2 separate regions of the Mus musculus genome follow, and region 2 is linked to region 1. Evidence: chromatin loops called from intact Hi-C (ENCODE). Cell type or tissue: gastrocnemius. All regions are shown on one strand. Each heading gives the region's core, and the rest is flanking DNA. Links, peaks and the distances in the headings are about the cores only. Region 1 overlaps Cox7b2 (cytochrome c oxidase subunit 7B2). Region 2 overlaps Gabrb1 (gamma-aminobutyric acid (GABA) A receptor, subunit beta 1).

Region 1 (10,161 bases), core at 1,004-9,003:
TAGAGATAAGGTATAAGGTTATACAAACAAACCAGGGTTCTCTCAGAAGCTTCATCTCCTTTCAGACGATGTCTCACAGGACATCGTGCTTAGATTCTCTCTTACAGTAATAAAGAAGATGAAAAGGTGAGTTTGTGTGTATGTTGCTCATTTGTTCCACACAGCACTAAAGGCTAAACGTAACTGCAAGAGTTGATCTAAATGAAGCAGAGTGCACAAGGCCAACTGATGGCTGTTTCGGCCTCCCATTGCAATAGTTAGTATGAGCAGGTCTTTCTACCAGCTTCAATCTGACTGAATTTGTGGGTTTAACAGGAAACCTAGTAGAACACTTGTCTAATTTTGATTAATTTTATTGTGGACTTCAAACATACTGTTTTTCCTGAACATTTTCTATTTTATCCCTGGCACTGAGATTGGACATAACAACACTTGCCTTTCAAATTATAGTCTGTCCTAGTTAGGGTTACTATTGCTGTGACTCAACGCCAAGACCAAAAGCAAGATGGGGAGGAAAGGGTTGATTTGGTTTATGCTTCTACATCACTGCTCATCATTAACAGAGGCCAGGACAGGAACAGTGCAGGAACCTCCAGACAGGAGCTGTTGCAGAAGCCATGGAAGACTGGCCAGTTACTTGGTTTGCTCAGCCTGCTGTCTTATAGAACCCATCTGCCTAGGGTGGCCCCACCCACAATGGGACAGGCCCTTTCACACTAATAAAGAAAATTCCATACAAGCTTGCCTACCGCCCAGTCTTATGGAGATATTTTCTCAACGAAGGCCCCTGCATCTTCAGTGCATTGTGTTAAGTTGACATTAAACTAGCCAGCATTTCTTTTAGACAGGAATAATTCTGGGTCAAAAACTTTGAAAGAAGGCTGGTGACTGCATCCCTCCACAGTGGGATGCGCCTAATCCTGTAGAGTTGCCGCCCCCAGGGGAGGGGAATGAGGAGGGCAAATGAGTGAGGGGCATCTTCTCAGAGGCCAAGAGGGGGTGGAGAACTCTTAGAGGGGAGACTGAGAAGGGTGGCAACATTTGCAATGTAAATAAATAAAACAATTTTAAAGTATTAACCAGCACAACTGACCCCTTATCAAATTGAGACACAAACACATAACTACTAAGTCACAACTTCCCTTTCTATTTTTTAATCCTTAAGATCTCCCACTAAAAACATAAATAACTTTAAAAGTCTCATAGTTAAATCTCTTTAAAATAACTAAACTCCAACAGTGTAAATGACTCAAACATCTGGGATTCATTCATGATCTTCAGAGTTCTTCCAAAATGCTTGGGTCACTTCCATGGCACTGCCCTCTGCAGAACGCAAGGCTTGTCTCCTAGGCTCAGGCCAGCTCCATCTCACACCTGCTGCTGTCTTGGCAAGCATCTCTTGGTACTGACATTTCCAAAATGCTGGAATCTTTTGCTGCAGCTAGACTGTACTTCACCAACAGTCTCTCTCTCCTCAAGGACCCCAAGTTACCTAGCAGAGCCAAGGCTCAGCTTTTCTCCAAGACCCTTGGATGCCTCAGAACCAGCACCACCTGGGTGACTCTTACACTAGCAAGTTCTCCTGCCATCTGCCATCACGAGGTACAACCTTTGCGGCTTCTGAAGCACAGCTTGCATTACTGAGTCTGAGGAACCACCTCCCAGAAGACTTCACCTCAATAAGTGCTGGTTTCTTCTTAGTCATTGATTATTTCTCAGATACAGGCTTCAATTTAGTGGTTCTTGTGTGCTGACCACTGCTGACTCTTCAGTCCCATCTAAACAGAACTGCAGATTATTGATTCAAAATAGTAAATGGCTCTGAGAGTCATCAAAGTGCTCTCAAAAATCCCTCTGATGCCTTCATTTTCTGCATTGCTCTCCACATTCTTAGGTTCCAAGCTCCCACAAAAGAACTTCACCAAAACTACCAAAGTCATTCCACAACACTACCCAAAAGAAATCATCAGGTCTCTCACAGAAATACAACTATTGTGCTTCCAATTTCTATCCTAGTTACCTTTACTATTGCTGTGATAAAACACCGTGACCAAAGAGTAAATTAGAGAGGAAGGGGTTTATGTGACTTCCATATCCATGTTCATCATTAAAGGCATTAAAGGATGTCAAGACAGGAATTCAAACAGGACAGGAACCTGGAGACAGGAACTGATGCAGAAATCATGGAAGGTTGCTACTTACTGGCTTGCACCTTATGGCTTGTTCAGTCTGGTATCCTATAGAACTAAGGACCGCCTAACCAGTGATGGCCCTATCCATAATGGGCCAGACCCCTCCCATATCAATAAATACTTAAGAAAATGTCCTCAAGTTTGCCTACAGCCCAGTGTTATGGAAACACCTTTTCAGCTGAGGTTTCCTTGTGCCCAGTGACTCTGGCTTCTGTCAAATTGAGATAAAACTAGACAGCTCACTCTGTAAACTGAAATCACAGACGAAAATAAAAAGTCTTAGAGCTAGCCACTGAAGAGGTCCTAAGCCTGGGAATGTGTTGCTGCTGGAACTTCAGTCTGGGAAAGTGTCCTAGAAGGAAAAGGTGAAGAAGATGAAAAGGCCTCACCAAATATAAACCAGATGCAAATCAAAGTTGTAGAGAAGGCCATCTGCTCCAGGAAGGAACAGGGAGGATGAGCAGGTAAACATTCTGAGCTTTGGGGAGGTTTCAGTGAAAGGCAATACAAAGTTCAAGAGGAAAGAGAATGGTAGTGAGATAAGCAGGAAGCAAAATAAGCAAGAACAAAGACAAAACACACTGACTCATTTAGGATGGTTATTAATTACATACATTAGGGAAAATCAGCCTAGCACCAGTGGGTACAATTTATTGCTAAGGGGTCAAGCTAGAGATGGGGAATACAATGAAGGTACTCTGTTCCAATTGCCTAACACAGGGGTGTAAGCTCAAACAGTACCAGAGGATTTGGAAATGCAAAGACCAATTTCATAGATATTAAACAAGTTCAAAATTAAAAAGCTTATTAACCAGGTGCTCTCGAGCAGGGAACAAAGGGAGTCCACACAGCTGCACGGCAGAAATGAGGATAGAAGTTTCAAGTAGCTCCTGTCTTTTTCATTCACTCACTGACTCCACATGAGTTAATGAGAGTTAAACTGGTTTTCATAAGCTTGGTGCATTTCAGGTAAAGACATACCTTACTCTAAGGATACAGGCATAGCTATGGGTACATCATGTCAGGCCCTGAAACAGCTCAAGTACAAAAAGAATCGGCAGCCTGACACAGAGAGGCCCATGATCCACACACACTGCCTTTGCATTGCTGATTATCTAAATGTGCACTTGTGTGTCCTCCACAACTTGCCTATTGCGAAGAATGTCACAATAAACTTGGAGATGCAGGGATCTTTTTGTTGTGTATATTTTAGTCCTTTGGATATATGCCCCTAAATACAGTAACTGGATCATGGCATGGGCAATGCTTACTATTGTTACTGTTCGGTTTTGTTTTTTAATATGAACACACAAACACAAGAAACAAAAAGCAAGTGACAAATATCAAATAGAAATTATATCAAATTACAAGACTGTCCAGAGCACCAAAACAACCAACAACGTGCTTTTGTACTTTCATCAAGAAGCCACTTCCTAGAGCAACTCGAGAGGACAAAGGGGAAAACAAGCAGCACTAGCGTCTGTTAAGCTAAGAGCAGGCTTCTTCACATTGTGTTTCCATGGAGAGCTACTTAGTAACCTTCAAAACTACTATCAATGAAACAACAGACTTATCATTTTGAATACAACACCAATGAAAGAGCAAAATCTGATTAGTAAAAAATATTTTTCTAAAACCCATAAGAAACATGATGGGAGCCTCACACAGACAATGCAAATACAGGATTACATAAGGAAAATGGCAGCATGCAAACAACTGCATTTACATCCCAAGGCCAGAGAAAGCAAAAAAGATACGCTGGGGAAGAAAGAAGCAACAGCAGTTTAAAATATGCATGTCCTATATCCCGTATTTCTATTATCTCTAACAGTGCATCCCTTCATGCCACCCCTGGTTTGAGAAAGCTTTGTTGAAGATTAAGTTCCCAAACTAACTCTGTATTCCCTATAAATGCATGCATCTTTAGTCTTTCCAAAATCCTGGTTCCATCTATGTTTATGTACTACGGAATTACTAGTCCTTAAGGAAAATAACATCAACAGATAGAGTCATGAATGTTATTTGCAATCAAATTAATAATGATACAGTATTGTGGTTGAATACCCGTTACATGTTAGGAATAGTTGTAGTTGATCAGGATATCTTGACTTCTCCACTCAGGAGTTCGATAATAGTATCTACTTCAGAGACATGCTGTATTAAGAAATGCTCAGTCTGACTAAATCTGACACAGTGTGAACCTAAACCATCACTGTATTTTATCAATGTCCAGAACGGTGCATCCTGGATTCTTTCCTAAAAGATGAGATTAAGCCTGTGAGTCAGTGGCCTGCCCAAAAAATATAAAAAAATATAAAAACCAGGACTCAAAGGGTTATTCAACAAATCAGGGGCTAATGTAAGTACCTATCTTGCTAATAGCTTCAAAATTACATGAGAAGGGAATCTACAAAAGACAAAAACAAAGATATCTTTATACGGTAGCCCTGCAATTATCACACTGAAGACACAAAGCCTATAAGAAATGATTTAAACTGTCAATAACTTCTAGCATAGAAGGAGAAAATAGGAGAAAGCAAATACCTCTGTAAAAATTTATACGTGTGTATTTTAGTATAATATATGCAATTTAACCTCACAAAGACAATGCAATTCCTTTTAAGAGTATGAAAACAAATACAAGGAAACTAGCAGTTAGAAGTAAGTAGTCTGCTGGTCTGGGCTGAGATATTTGCTATGACATTCTTAATGGGTAGCAGGGGATCCCTGGCTAAGATCCCTGGACATAGTACAGAATGGAGGGCATTTACACTTCACGTTCAGCAGCTGCAGAGAAACAGCAGGCTCCTAAGAAAGTCTCAGTATGTGTGTCTTTTTCACAAGGTAAATTTCTTAAAAGATAAACATAATTGAGTTCTCTTGTTTAACTAGTAAAATGCCCATCAATTTACCAAGACAGAATTGTTAACAGAAATTTCCCATAACAAGGTTTATTCCCCACCCAAAGTTGTGCCTTAATAATTAATATCAGTATGCATAATTGCACAATGGATGGCATGTTAACATGAGATAAAGAACTTTAGAAATCACATATTCTCATATTCTGCTTTCAAACTGATCCTATATCTGAGCAGGGATCGACACCAGAAAAATGTGTGACTGCACATCTGTGGAAAATTATACACCATATACCTGCTGGCCAAGCTAGCAGGAAAAGAAAGATCATCACTATCTTATAGCACAAGGAGATTCTAAAAGCCACGTAAATTCCACAGAACCATGATTATATGACCACACCAGGGGGCGCTCTTAACACTGAAATGATGGATGACATTTTATTCTACTTAGTGGTCTCGGCTGGCTGAAAAGAAAGGGTTTTTTTGTTTGTTTGTTTTTGTCATTTGGCTTTTTGGTTGTTATTTTTTAACCTTTGTATAACTATTTTTAAGTGCTCCTCTCTTGTACGTGCTCACTGACAGCACACAGATTTTCTTCTGCAGCCTACTGTTAGCACTAGGAAGCTAGTCTATCAAGGAAAGTTTTTTCTCCACTAGGAAATGTTTATTTTGGAAACATTGTGTCAACTTAACTCACATCAACCTCTTATTCTCCCTGTAGTTAGACTGATTACCATTAACATAAAGACATAACATGTTTTGATGAGCACAGACGTTTAAAATATATTACTAATGTAAATTAAAAAAAAAAAAAAACTCCCTATCAGAGGGACCTTTTAATTCCTTCCAGCCCCCCCCCTTAAAAAGGAAGTATGATTTGATGTGTGTGAGTGTGTGACAGAGACAGAGGGTGTGTGTGCATGTGTTTTGTGTGGGTTTGTGTTAATATGAAGAAAGCACTGTACAACTAACTGTGCTTCACCCTCAAAGGTTCTGTAAGCAATAACAGAAAGCTCTTGGATGAAAGTTGTGTGCTAGGACTGAGCCACACCAAAACAAGGTTTGTCCAGTACACATCTTGGGGTTCACAATGTGATCAAATATCCGAACAAATATCCGACAACACATTTGCGCTTAACACTTTCTGGTTTACTTGTATTCTTTGTAATAGTCTTACTTTTTGTTAGAGTGTTACAATTTTTTGGTTGTTGTTTTGGTTTGGTAGATACAGTCTCATAATGTAAAGGCTTGCCTCAATTTTGCTTTGTGGCCAACGATGGCATTGAAGTCCTGACCTTCCTAACTCTCAAGTACTGGAAGGAAACATGAGTACTAGAAATAAAATTTAAGAAACGTGTTAAAAAAAAAAAAGTTCTGTAAGCAGGTCTAGCAGACTTGAATTCACACCTGGAATTTACACAGTAGCCTAGACGGACCTTGAATTTATGATTGTCCTACCTCAGTCTTACCAAGTGGTAGCTACAACCACTGCCATGTGGCAGATACACTATTCTAAATGTTATTCAAAACAGGACATTGCAATGGAATCCTAATCTAGAGCGCTCTAACCCACTTCTCTAATGTTCTCATTACCTGCAAAGTCAGTCGAGAACAGACAAGAACAGACGCTCTCCTCAGAAGTTCTGACTCAGCTGCCTAAAAGCACAGAAGAAAAATCAATGTGAGTTTTCAGAGAAACAGAAAATGACAACAGGGAAATAGGCTATGCTACCCACAAAGGGTCACAATAGTACTCCATTAAAAGCAATGTTTGCACACAAAGGGCACCCAAGAAACATAAATTTTATGAAATGACTCAAACATGAAATGTAAGCAAAGTACGGGGCAAGACGTCATGTCATGCCTGTCTGCCTATGGTTCTAGGGACAGGGGCTTGTAAAGTGTTTCTCAGCCCCAGCTGAGATCACTGTTTTATCTGTAAGGAACCTCCTGAGTGATACCACCTGTAGTCAGGCAGGCATTAAACATTACTGCCACTGGGCGGTGGTGGCACATACCTTTAATCCCAGCACTTGGGCGGCAGAGGCAGAGAGGCAGAGGAGAGGCAGAGAGGCAGAGGAGAGGCAGAGAGGCAGAGGAGAGGCAGAGAGGCAGAGAGGCAGAGAGGCAGAGAGGCAGAGAGGCAGAGGGATTTCTGAGTTCAAGGCCAGCCTGGTCTACAGAGTGAGTTCCAGGACAGCCAGGGCTACACAGAGAAACCCTGTCTCGAAAACAAACAAACAAAAAGATTTACTGCCAAGATCCACCTCATATAGTGATGAAATTTAGGAAACTTGGAGGTGTCTCTTTTACATTTGTGCCCTAAAATCAATTTATGAGTAAACTAATACCTCTATGCTATGGAAATCAAATATTTTCATTTTATAGAAGTAGCAAAGATTTGAAGTGAAATAACATGAAGGAAATGCATACATCTACTTAATAGTTTCAACTGAAGTCCACCTGAGTGACAGCAAGCTCTCTTCCACAAAGCAGATGTTAACATGGTGTGGGGAAATGTGAACAGGCAAAAAAATAAGAGGACACGGAACAAACAGGAAAGGCACTGGCCTCAGAGTAGAAGACTCGATAGGAAAGATATGTTGAATGAGGAATCTGAAAACTGCCATTACCTACTTTATATCCTTCTTGGGGTTTGTCCTGAGACTTTCAGCAAAGTGCCATACAGCCAAAGCAACACAGAACAGAATATAATCTGACAGGAAAAGCTGTGAGTTCCTGCAAAAAGCTAAATCAAAGCAGTGGCACTAGTGTTCTCGGTGGTCCATCCTAGAAACACATCTGGAGATAGTTGATGTAAAGGAAGAGGTTAGTCCCCGTTAGGACTGGAATGGAGAGTAAAAGGCATACTAGCAACTGAAGGTCACATTTCAGTTGATGACAGAGACACAGCCAAGATATTAACAAAACTGAAAACTTGATGCCATTACACTTCCGCCAGCACTTAGGATTCTTGGATGAAAGCAAAGGGCTAAGGACTCAGAGATAGGAAAGAGCAACTGCATTTCCCTACTCACTCACCTGCTCAGATACCCAGTAGTTTTCAAGAAACGCCTGTGTTCCAGACACAGTTTGAGGACTAGGAAAAAAACAAAAGTGCTTGCATTCATGCAATCCACATTCTTGCAAGGAATGGGGATCCTAAACAAGAACTCATACGATACAGTGTTGTACTAAGACAGCTAAGCGTCATGATGATAAAGAGGTGAGCATTGTTAGGGCAATTGGGAACAAACAACAACAGCAAGAACAGGGCAGTAAGAACCCGTTTATATGTCCCTCCCCACAGAGAGAGAGTGGACTCGGGAACAGGCATATGAAGAAAAGAGGTCTCCAGTAGCAAGAAATGGCCAGTAGAAGGCCCTACACTTGGAAGGGTGCCTCCTCACTCACTCAAAGGACAACAATTGGAACTCAATAAAAAGAAATTAAGAAAAAAAAAGAACTAAGCACGTAATTTTTGCAGACAATAAAATAGGAAGAACTTTGATGAAGAGGAAATAGTTCAGAAAAATAAGGGACAAAATTTTCTCATTTGTAGATATGACTTGTAAAAGAACACAGAGTATGGGATGATACACATGTCTTTAATCTGAACAAGGGCAGCTGGAATTAGTGGTACAAAAAAAATCAGGTGATTAGAGAAACTGATTTGCTGCAGTGAGTTTGTGAAATATAAGTTGTTTAGCAGGCATAATTTTAAACACGTGAGATCCATGAGTGAGAGGCAAGAGAGAAGGATAAAGCAGAGACCTATCCACAGACTGTGTAGGCTTCAGAGTGGCCCACTCTCTTCAACCTCTGGTGTTCACACCCCACTATGACTCCCATCTCCTGGAGTGAAGGCAAACCTTCTAACTTGTTTATAACCCATAAAATGAGAGTAGTGACATAATTCACCAAATTACCATTATAATTACACTATTTCCTTATTACTATAGCCTTAAACAATTTCTCCAAAGTAAATACACATCAGGGAACCAGAATAAATAAGAACTAAGGACAGCTTCTAGCTGCCCATTTGCAAAGTCACCAGATTCCAAAGAACAAGCTCCTCCCATGGCCCTAAGGAAATAAATTCTTCCAACAATCCAAGCAAGTGTGGAAATAAATCTCAGCTCTCCAGGTAACATCCCAGTTGCAGATGACAGCCTGAGTGTGGTCATAAGCGAGGATTCAGCTGAGTTACGACTAGACTTCTGCTCCATAAAAACTGAGATTATAAAATGGGTGTTATTTTAAAATGCCAAGTTTATGGTAATTTGTTATGTACCAGTAGAAAGTAACATTAAACCCTAGGCGGCTGCAAAATTTAGAGGCCAGGGAGATATGTAAAGCAAAGAAAATGCGAAACAAGAAAAGGCAATGAAGTCAGAAAGAAATCAAGGGTTTTTATTTTTATTTATTTATTTTTTTCAAGAAAGAGATTGCTAGCTTTCTCCAAGAGGCAAAGGAAAATGGCAGGCTGGGACTGGAAGCTTCCAGGTACTGAGCAATCAGGGGTGCTGTAAGAAAGAAGGTCTGACCACGTCCTTCTGTCTTTAAGGTTCTTCTTCCCACTTCCTAAGACAAATGGTAAAAGGAGTTGATGTTCCACAGGGACTAGTACACGCCAGGAAGTATTTGCTTTCTTTCCGTTGTAGGTTCTCCCGCACTAATAATCCTAGTTCTTCAACTGAAAGCTTCTCGGCTGAATCTTACCAACGATGATGTATCTTGCCAAAGTTGTGGGAAGTAATGGGGCTTTGTAATCTAGTCAGTTGTTAACTGCTAAAGTAAATGACATTCAGTCTTACTCAAAGCCTTAGAAGACCCAATTAGTGCCAAAGTTGTGATACTTCATGTTTATAAGTCTTTGAAAGTTGGTATTTCAAAACTGGCTAAAAACACAGAATCACTGTTGGCTCATTTTAATTACTAAGTAGCTACCATAACCTATTTTTAAACTTTTTATTGTACAACATGCTTAGGTTGCCTTTTAATTTATTTTTTTCATAAAACAAAAAAAGAGATCAATACAAGTTCCTCTAATAAGGAAGTATTATATTCAAAGTCCTGAGCTGGCTAGGTCTTGTTCAGTGAAAGCAGCT
Region 2 (8,000 bases), core at 1-8,000, 580 kb after region 1:
GGTTAATTCCTGATGGTAATTAACTCAATCCTGTGTGCACAATAAAGGTTAAGAGGTGAGTACATCAAAACCCTTCGTAAAGAACATGTCACATCTTCCAAAAACATGGGTTCTGTAGATTGACTACGGGTCACAACCTACATACGGATTACAGAAGGACAGGATCTATAGATTGACAAGCTCACAATAAGGACCTCAGGAGGCTCTGACGTGGCCTCCACCACACAGATAGCACCAAGCTTACCAGGCCATTAACCATGTGAGAGCCAGGTTATGGATCCCTTTGAAGAACAACCCTGTGTGTTCAACATTCTTGTTCCCTACTGTTTTTCTATGAACACAAGAACCTTCTCTCCCACATGCATGGATTTCCAACTATTCAGGTGAGGAAGTCTGGCCACATATTGAAGTCTTGTCTGAGATTTTTAGTAATATTCTTTACTCTGACAACTAATGCACTATTTTTTCAGTCCCCCCTCCTTCTTTATCCCTTCATGATCTAAACCTCTTTACTCTTTTTTTCTTCTATTCTTTTTTTTTATTTGGGTTGGGATTGAAAATAGTTTGAAATGGCAGTGTCTCATGCCCTTCAATACACCCAGGAGCAGACATAGTGTTTCTTCTGTGTGTAGATCTCTTTAGTGTCTAAGGTATTCTGTAGCTCTTGTGCCCCCATTTAGCTTATTTGTGAAACAAAAAAAAAAAAAACCCCAGTTGCCTAGCTTTCACCTCTAAGCTGCCAGGTCATATGACACATCACAGCTCGATCGTTCCGAAGATCTGTGCATCATTTGCACATAAGATACAGCCGAGCTTCCAAGTATATTCGCTGTTCTTAAAACAAATGATCTAATCAGAGCCTAATGTCTTCATCTGTCTTACAGAACTCGAGTAATGACTTCAAAAGTTCTCAGTAGTACATATTATTTAATATTATCATTGGATTTATAATAGCGTCAGGACAACAAGACACTTGGCTAAGTAAGATATGTTCCAACATCAACAAGAATGGAGTCCAACAGAAACAAGCATGGAAAGATTTACAATCAAGCATTTATAATAATTTATCAGTATAAGGGAAGGTGCATGGTGTTTGGGATAGGGGGAGCTATGAGACAGGTGTTTAGAAAAAACTCTCAGTTGTGGTTGCTTATTGGGCAAATGAGCTTATTCACATGTAGTGGCTTTTCTCCCTGCCTAAGCTTCAGTAAGAGGGAAAGGTTCTAGATAGCACACCCAGCCTATATAAGGGGTGCTTTCAGGAAAGATGTGCTCAGGCTGGAGGTCAGGCTTTGCAGTACTGAGAGGCAAGAGTCCTCTGGTATCTATAGAGCATCTATGACTGATTTGTTTGAACAATATGGCATGCAAAAAAAGAGGCTGAAACTCACTAATCAAGGTTAGGCAGGGACTACATCTGGTCCCACAACAAGGAGACTTATTCGGAAGTGACTTAGCAGAGTGGAGGGGGAACTTGCAGTGAGGCTGATGCTGCCTCTCCTGATTTCAAAAGATGTCCAGGCAGTATGGAATAACCAACATTACCAGCAAGCCTTGCTTCCCAGCCTGTGGCAAGCACCATCTGAACTCAGTCTAAAGATGACATAGCAGGAGGAGAGGGACTTACAGGGGATTATGGGCACTGCACTCTGCTGTGTAGCAAGGGGTGCCTGGTCTGTGTCACTAAAACATCAGCGGCAGGTAGTGATAGGAAAAGCAGCTGGAAGGGAAGACAGAGGATGCTCACAAGTGGACTTGTAAGCCAGATAATGGGTTAGATACTATTACAGTATTCCACATTAGAACAGACAGATACTTACACTATTCTGTAAGAGGCTATAGTATGAGTTAGGGTTAGACTATTACAGATTTTTTTGTATTATGCCAGACAAGGAATTAAACACCATTACACTATTTTAATGTTAAAGAGCATTCTTTGAAAAAAATTATTAGAGGGTCTCATAATTCTGGGAATGAACTGTTTAAAAATTCTCTACTAATTTCTTTATCGCATGATATTTCAGCATCAGTCACACATCTGTAAGCCTCCAAGATGGAATACTTCACTGGCTAATCTCTTTGAACTGAGAACATTAGTCCTTTTAGAAAAATCTCTTTCCAGAGCATCAAATAACTGTTCCAGGGAACAAATTTTTAAAATTCCTGTTATAGCTAATGAGTGAAGCATTAAAAAAGATTTCAAGCTGGGAGTGACAATGTCCTGCTTGTATTTTAAATTAAGCATTCCATTGGGATAGAGGGAAATGGATTTGAAAGCCTCAAAATGTGAGCAGTTACTGAATCCAGTTTGGACGTTATGAAAACAATACAGGAACACTATCAAAAAAAAAAGAAACACAGTAATAGAAACAGAAAAAACTGGACATCTGAAATACATTTTTATTTTTATTAGTGGGTGTTGGTAGAGTTGGATCATGTTGCCGTCACAAACACCAGGATCCCGGTACATTCTCATGAAGACAATTTCTATCCTGATTACACAAGATAAGCATCTCTGCTGAGTTGGGGGGGGAGGGTCATTTGCTCTCTCTCTCTCTCTCTCTCTCTCTCTCTCTCTCTCTCTCTCTCTCTCTCTCTCTCATCCCCCTGCCCTGCCTTCTGGTGTGAAATCTGTTTCATGATGTGACCTTTATTGCATACCTTGACGCAGGTCACAAAGTTACTCAGTCACAAAATCCTAACATGAAGGGCATCTGCCATTTACCCACTGACTAGAGTCACATGACCCTGCCCAGCTGCAAAGGCACTTCTCTAATCTTTGAAGAGGTCCTAATGCCTTTCAAACAAAATGGGAGAACCAGTCGTGGGTGACTAGATGAAGTGACAGTGCTAGGAACTGGCCACAGGAGGATACCAGAACACAGTTGTAATGTTTGAAGGACAAATGGTATCTTCCATTTCAAATATCTGGGAATCTTGTGTGCCCAGTGAATTTTCATTAGAAACTTCTGATGGCAATCTCAAGAGAAGGCTCTGTTCTAGAGAGGAGATTTCAGTGTCATGATTCAGTAGCTAGATCCAAGAGAGGAAGTATCACCTGAGAGAGAGCCTCTCAAAGAACCACTGAAGTTTTTAATGGGAGAAAAAAAAGTCAAAGATGAGGAAAGGAAATGGCTCAGGAGATGGACCTAAAATGTGAATTCAAAGGAACCAAGCAGCTGAGAGTCCCACCTGACCTCTAGAGGACAAAAGGACGAGGGACACATTTAATTGGCAAGTCAAGAGGGCACTGAAGATCTCAGCAGGAGGATTGTGCTAAGGGTGAGGACTGACTTGTTTCTACAGTGAGAAGGAAGAAGGGAGGTGGAAAGATTCCCTCCCATGAAGCAGCCTCATAGAAAGATGCCCTTACTCCCAAGCCTCTTCCTCAACCCCAATAATTCATCATTTATTTATGTCTCCCTAACACTGGGTTTCAGGGACACAGATGAGCTTCCTTCCCTTAGGATAGGCTCGGCTAAACTTGTCCCTCGGCTTTCCAAAACATCTGTACATTTTCTTTTATTTTATCACTTTTCCCATTATACTGGGTGCATGTTTTTGTTTGTGATTGGTTGGTTGGTTGGTTGGTTGGTTGGTTGGTTGGTTGGTTGGTTGGTTGGTTGGTTGATTGATTGGTTGGTTGGTTTTATCTCACTCTTAATTGTGAGCTCTGGACTGGGAGAATAAATAGCTCAGTGAATAAAAGCACTCTGGAAGGAAGAGGACCCACGTTCAAATCTTTTTTTTTTTACCCTGTGTAATAACCAGGCATGGTCACATGTATCTATTACCCAACATTGAGGGGCAGAAAAAAGCTGTTACAGAGACTCTCTGGTTTACTAGCTTAGTCTTCACAAGAGCTTCTCAACCTTCCTAGTGCTGTAACCCTTTATACAGTTCCTCATGTTATGATGATTCCCAACCATAAAATTATTTCATTGCTATTTCATAACTGTAATGTTGCTACTGTTATGAATCATAATGGAAATATCTGTGATATGCAAACATATGGGGGTCTCAACTACAGGTTGATAGCCACTGGTCTAAACCATAAGCTTCCTGTTCAATGAGAGCTGTTGTGTCAAGGCAATAAATTGGAGTCAACTAGGGAAGTCACTTGATTCCTACCCTTGCCTGTACATACACTGTGGAGAAAGAGGCGCCTGAAGAATTGAAGGTGGTAAGGAACTGGCAGATATGAGGAGGCCAAGGTTCAGGTCCTGGCCCTGGTTGCTACCAAAGGCCCTATCTGTGTCTGTGTTTCTGCTGTAGCTGGGGTCTGTGTCCCAAGTTACCACCAAAGGTCAAGCAGATCTCTGTGGTCTGAGTTGCCCTGGGAGATCATGTGGATGATCTTCACACAGGGGGTTAGGGGCATGCTAATCTGAGTGGCTGTCATGCCACCTGAGACCATGGGGACATCAGAGCCCATGCTGCTGCCAGAGGCCATGTCTGAGTCCTATGGCAACTGAGGTCTGTTTTGATGTCCCAGGCCTATGTTACTACTCAAGGACATGCAGATGTTCCTTGTCTGGACTGTACTGTGCTGAGCTAGCCCTGCCCCCTACTGGCCACCACACCTGGGAGGGTTGATCCTGCCCCTTGCCTGGGCAGCACACTAGAGCTGACCCTGATTAGGGAAGTGGGGTGAGCAGGTCCCCAGGGCATGAACATGGGAAAGCTGGCCCCGCCCCTTGCTGGCTATGGCACTGAGTGAGCTAGCCAGGGCTGTTCTGGAAAACTCACCCTGGTGATGCAGGTGCAGGGGAGCTGATGGGCCAACCAACTCAGATATCTTTGAGTTGGTCCACCCCAGCATCTACCCTATCTGTGACCTGCTGGAAAGGGTGAAAGGGCAGGTCCTACAGATCCAAAGCTGCAGGATCTCCATGACACAGGACAACAAGAGGATACCTGAGAGGAGTCCCAATGAGGATCCAGTGTTGATCTTGATAGTATAGCAAAAGCCAGAGGTCTCAAAACAGACCAATGACTCATTGCAAGTAAAGATGTGTGAACAAGGGGGAACCCTGTGTGACACACTGTGGCACACTATAGCTTCCACGACAAGACTAATTCCATCTTATTTTATTTTGTCAGGTAGCTTGCAAGGGCAGATAGGAAGTGACTGGAAGATAAGTCCTAGTGCTGGAACTGCACCCCCATTGGGGGTTATGAAGTTCACAAAGATCAATAAAAAGTTTAATTTTTTTTTCATTATTCTAGACATCCTAAAACCTTACCAATGTGTCTGGGCATAGTAGTCATATAGTAAATGCATTTGTTTTTATGTAGCTGTGTTAAGTTGCTTCATCCTCATAACCCTGGGAAACAATTATAATTAGTACCATGCCATAGAGTAGGCAGCTGAAAATAGGGATGGCTAAAACTTACCAAAGTGACCCCTAGCAAATGATGAAATGGAAAACAGGATCCAGTGCTTGGATTCCACGTGGGTTTCTCTCATCATAAGAACTTTGATGTCCCCAGATATAGCTCTCTCTTGTGAGACTATGCCGGGGCCTAGCAAACACAGAAGTGGATGATCACAGTCAGCTATTGGATGGGTCACACGGCCCCTTATGGAGGAGCTAGAGAAATTACCCAAGGAGCTAAAGGGAACTGCAACCCTATAGGTGGAACAACAATATGAACTAACCAGTACCCGGGAGCTCTTGTCTTTAACTGCATATGTATCAAAAGATGGCCTAGTCGGTCATCACTGCAAAGAGAGGCCCATTGGACTTGCAAACTTTATATGCCCTAGTACAGGGGAACACCAGGGCCAAAAAGGGGCAGTGGGTGGGTAGGGGATTGGCGGGGGGTGGGTTTGGGGGACCTTTGGGATAGCATTGAAAATGTAAACGAGGAAAATACCTAATTAAAAAAAAAGAACTTTGATGTCTTTTTCTCCTGGAATAATATATTGAAAGTTATATGTCACTTCTCAAATTCTTCATTATATTCAAGGATTATGGTACAGAGTGAGATATCTGTATATTGACCAATATGTCAAACTATCATCCCAGAACATACAGTCTTGCCTTGAGCTCACTGTCGGACATACTACAGTGTATAGTATTGAATAGGTTGTACTATACGCTATGTCAGGTCCACAGGAAACTCAGAACAAATGGCTAGCTGAGGTGCCTATTAGTGTACCAAAGTGCATGCTGGCCTTACTCAGCATCCAAGCATCCTTCACAGAGTCCATGCTGGCCCCCTGGCTCTTCTCAGCTCTTCTTATTCTGCCCCTGCCCCAAACTTCTCCAGCTCATGGGCTTCTCTTCCCCAGCTTCTCATTCCTATTTAACCCTGCCATTTTGGCCACGCTCTCTCTTGGCCCTCTCTCCTCTCTGTCGTCTTCTCTCTTACTCTCCCCTTCTTCCTCTCTCGTAGCTCTGTCTATTCTGCTGGTCAACTTCACTCTCCTACTTTTTCTCCTTGCTCCGGACTTATCAAAATGTCTCTGGCTACACTCTCCCTCATATCTACAATAAAAACCTCCCCCTGAACCATACCTTAGATGTACAAACACCTTATACATGTGGTGCCTAAAGCCCTACTTTATACACTATAGTGAACTGTACTACAGCATTCTGTACGATGCTGTGTTGATTAGCTCTGGTCAAGTCAACACAAGGTAGAGTCATCTAGGAAGGGAGATACTCGATTGAGAGCATGCTTTCATAAGATTGGCCAGTTGCAAGTCTATAAGAAATTTTCTTGAGCTTTGATCTAAGACAAACCAGTCTACTATGGATCATGCCACCTCTGTGAAGAGGATCCTAGGATCTATTTTTTAAAGGAAGCTTTTGGAAAGAACCCAGATGCCCCTCAGCAGAGGAATGGATACAGAAAATGTGGTACATTTACACAATGGAGTACTACTCAGCTATTAAAAACAATGAATTTATAAAATTCTTAGGCAAATGGATGGATCTGGAGGATATCATCCTGAGTGAGGTAACCCAATCACAAAAGAACACACATGATATGTACTCAGTGATAAGTGGATATTAGCCCAGAAGCTCAGGATAGCCAAGATACAATTTGCAAAACACATGAAACTCACGAAGAAGGAAGACCAAAGTGTGGATACTTCGACCCTTCTTAGAACGGGGAACAAAATACCCATGGAAGGAGTTACAGAGACAAAGTTCGAAGCTGAGATGGAAGGAAGAACCATCCAGAGACTGCTCCACACAGGGATCCATTCCATAAACAACCACCAAACTCAGACACTATTACATATGCCAGAAAGATTCTGCTGACAGGACCCTGATATAGCTATCTCTTGTGAGGCTATGCCAGTGCCTGGCAAATACAGAAGTGTATGCTCACAGTCATCTGTTGAATGGAACACAGGGTCCCCAATGAAGGAGCTAGAGGAAGTACCCAAGGAACTAAAGGGGTCTGCAACCCTATAGGAGGAACAACAATATGAACTAACCAGTACCCCCAGAGCTTGTGTCTAGCTGTGTATGTAGCAGAGGATGGCCTAGTTGGCCATCAATGGGAGGAGAGGCCCTTGGTCTTGCAAAGACCATATGCCCCAGTACAGGGGAATGCCAGGGCCAGGAAGCAGGAGTGGGTAGGCTGGTGAGCAGGGCTGAGGGAGGGTATAGGGGACTTTTGGAGAGGAAACTAGGAAAGGGGATAGCATTTGAAATGTAAATGAAGAAAATATCTAATAAAAAAATAAATAAATGTGGGGGAAAAAAGGCAAGCTTAGTAAGCCACAGAAAACAAGCTAGAAAGCAGCATCCGTGCAGGTCTCTGTTTCATTTCATGCGTCCAGCTTTCTGTTAAGTTTCGGTCCTGAGTGCCTTGAGTGGTCAGCATGTAAGCCTTGGGACAAGGAAATCCTTCACTCCCCATGCTGGCTCTCTCAATGTTTCATCACAGCATGAGAAAAACAAGCAGTGCATGTACTGTATCGTTCTGTACATCACTTCAAACGCTGTACCGTAGCAAGTCAAACCTTGTAAATTTGC

Evidence for each region. Hi-C counts contacts between places; a loop is a spot of excess contacts. Peaks named below come from ENCODE experiments on the same cell type or tissue, not always from the same donor. Only the 100,000 strongest peaks of a DNase experiment are listed, where the experiment ranks them.
Region 2: a loop joins it to region 1, with 6 times the contacts of the local background. A loop is called at or near these places in 27 of 42 quality-filtered maps.

What each region holds. Positions count from the first base shown.
Region 1 is chr5:71,496,808-71,506,968 of GRCm38, forward strand. Cox7b2 (cytochrome c oxidase subunit 7B2) reads right to left here. Exons shown (of 3, transcript NM_030052.3): 2 at 6,644-6,706. Among named protein-coding and RNA genes, the nearest start is that of Cox7b2, 46 kb to the right of the region's middle. In gastrocnemius, for the core only: a CTCF peak has its summit at 5,464 (motif pointing right); DNase peaks (open chromatin) are centred at 1,385 and 5,458.
Region 2 is chr5:72,082,117-72,090,116 of GRCm38, forward strand. The region is part of intron 5 of Gabrb1 (gamma-aminobutyric acid (GABA) A receptor, subunit beta 1); the gene reads left to right. Among named protein-coding and RNA genes, the nearest start is that of Commd8, 82 kb to the right of the region's middle. In gastrocnemius, for the core only: no CTCF peak of the experiment used is centred there; a DNase peak (open chromatin) is centred at 4,626.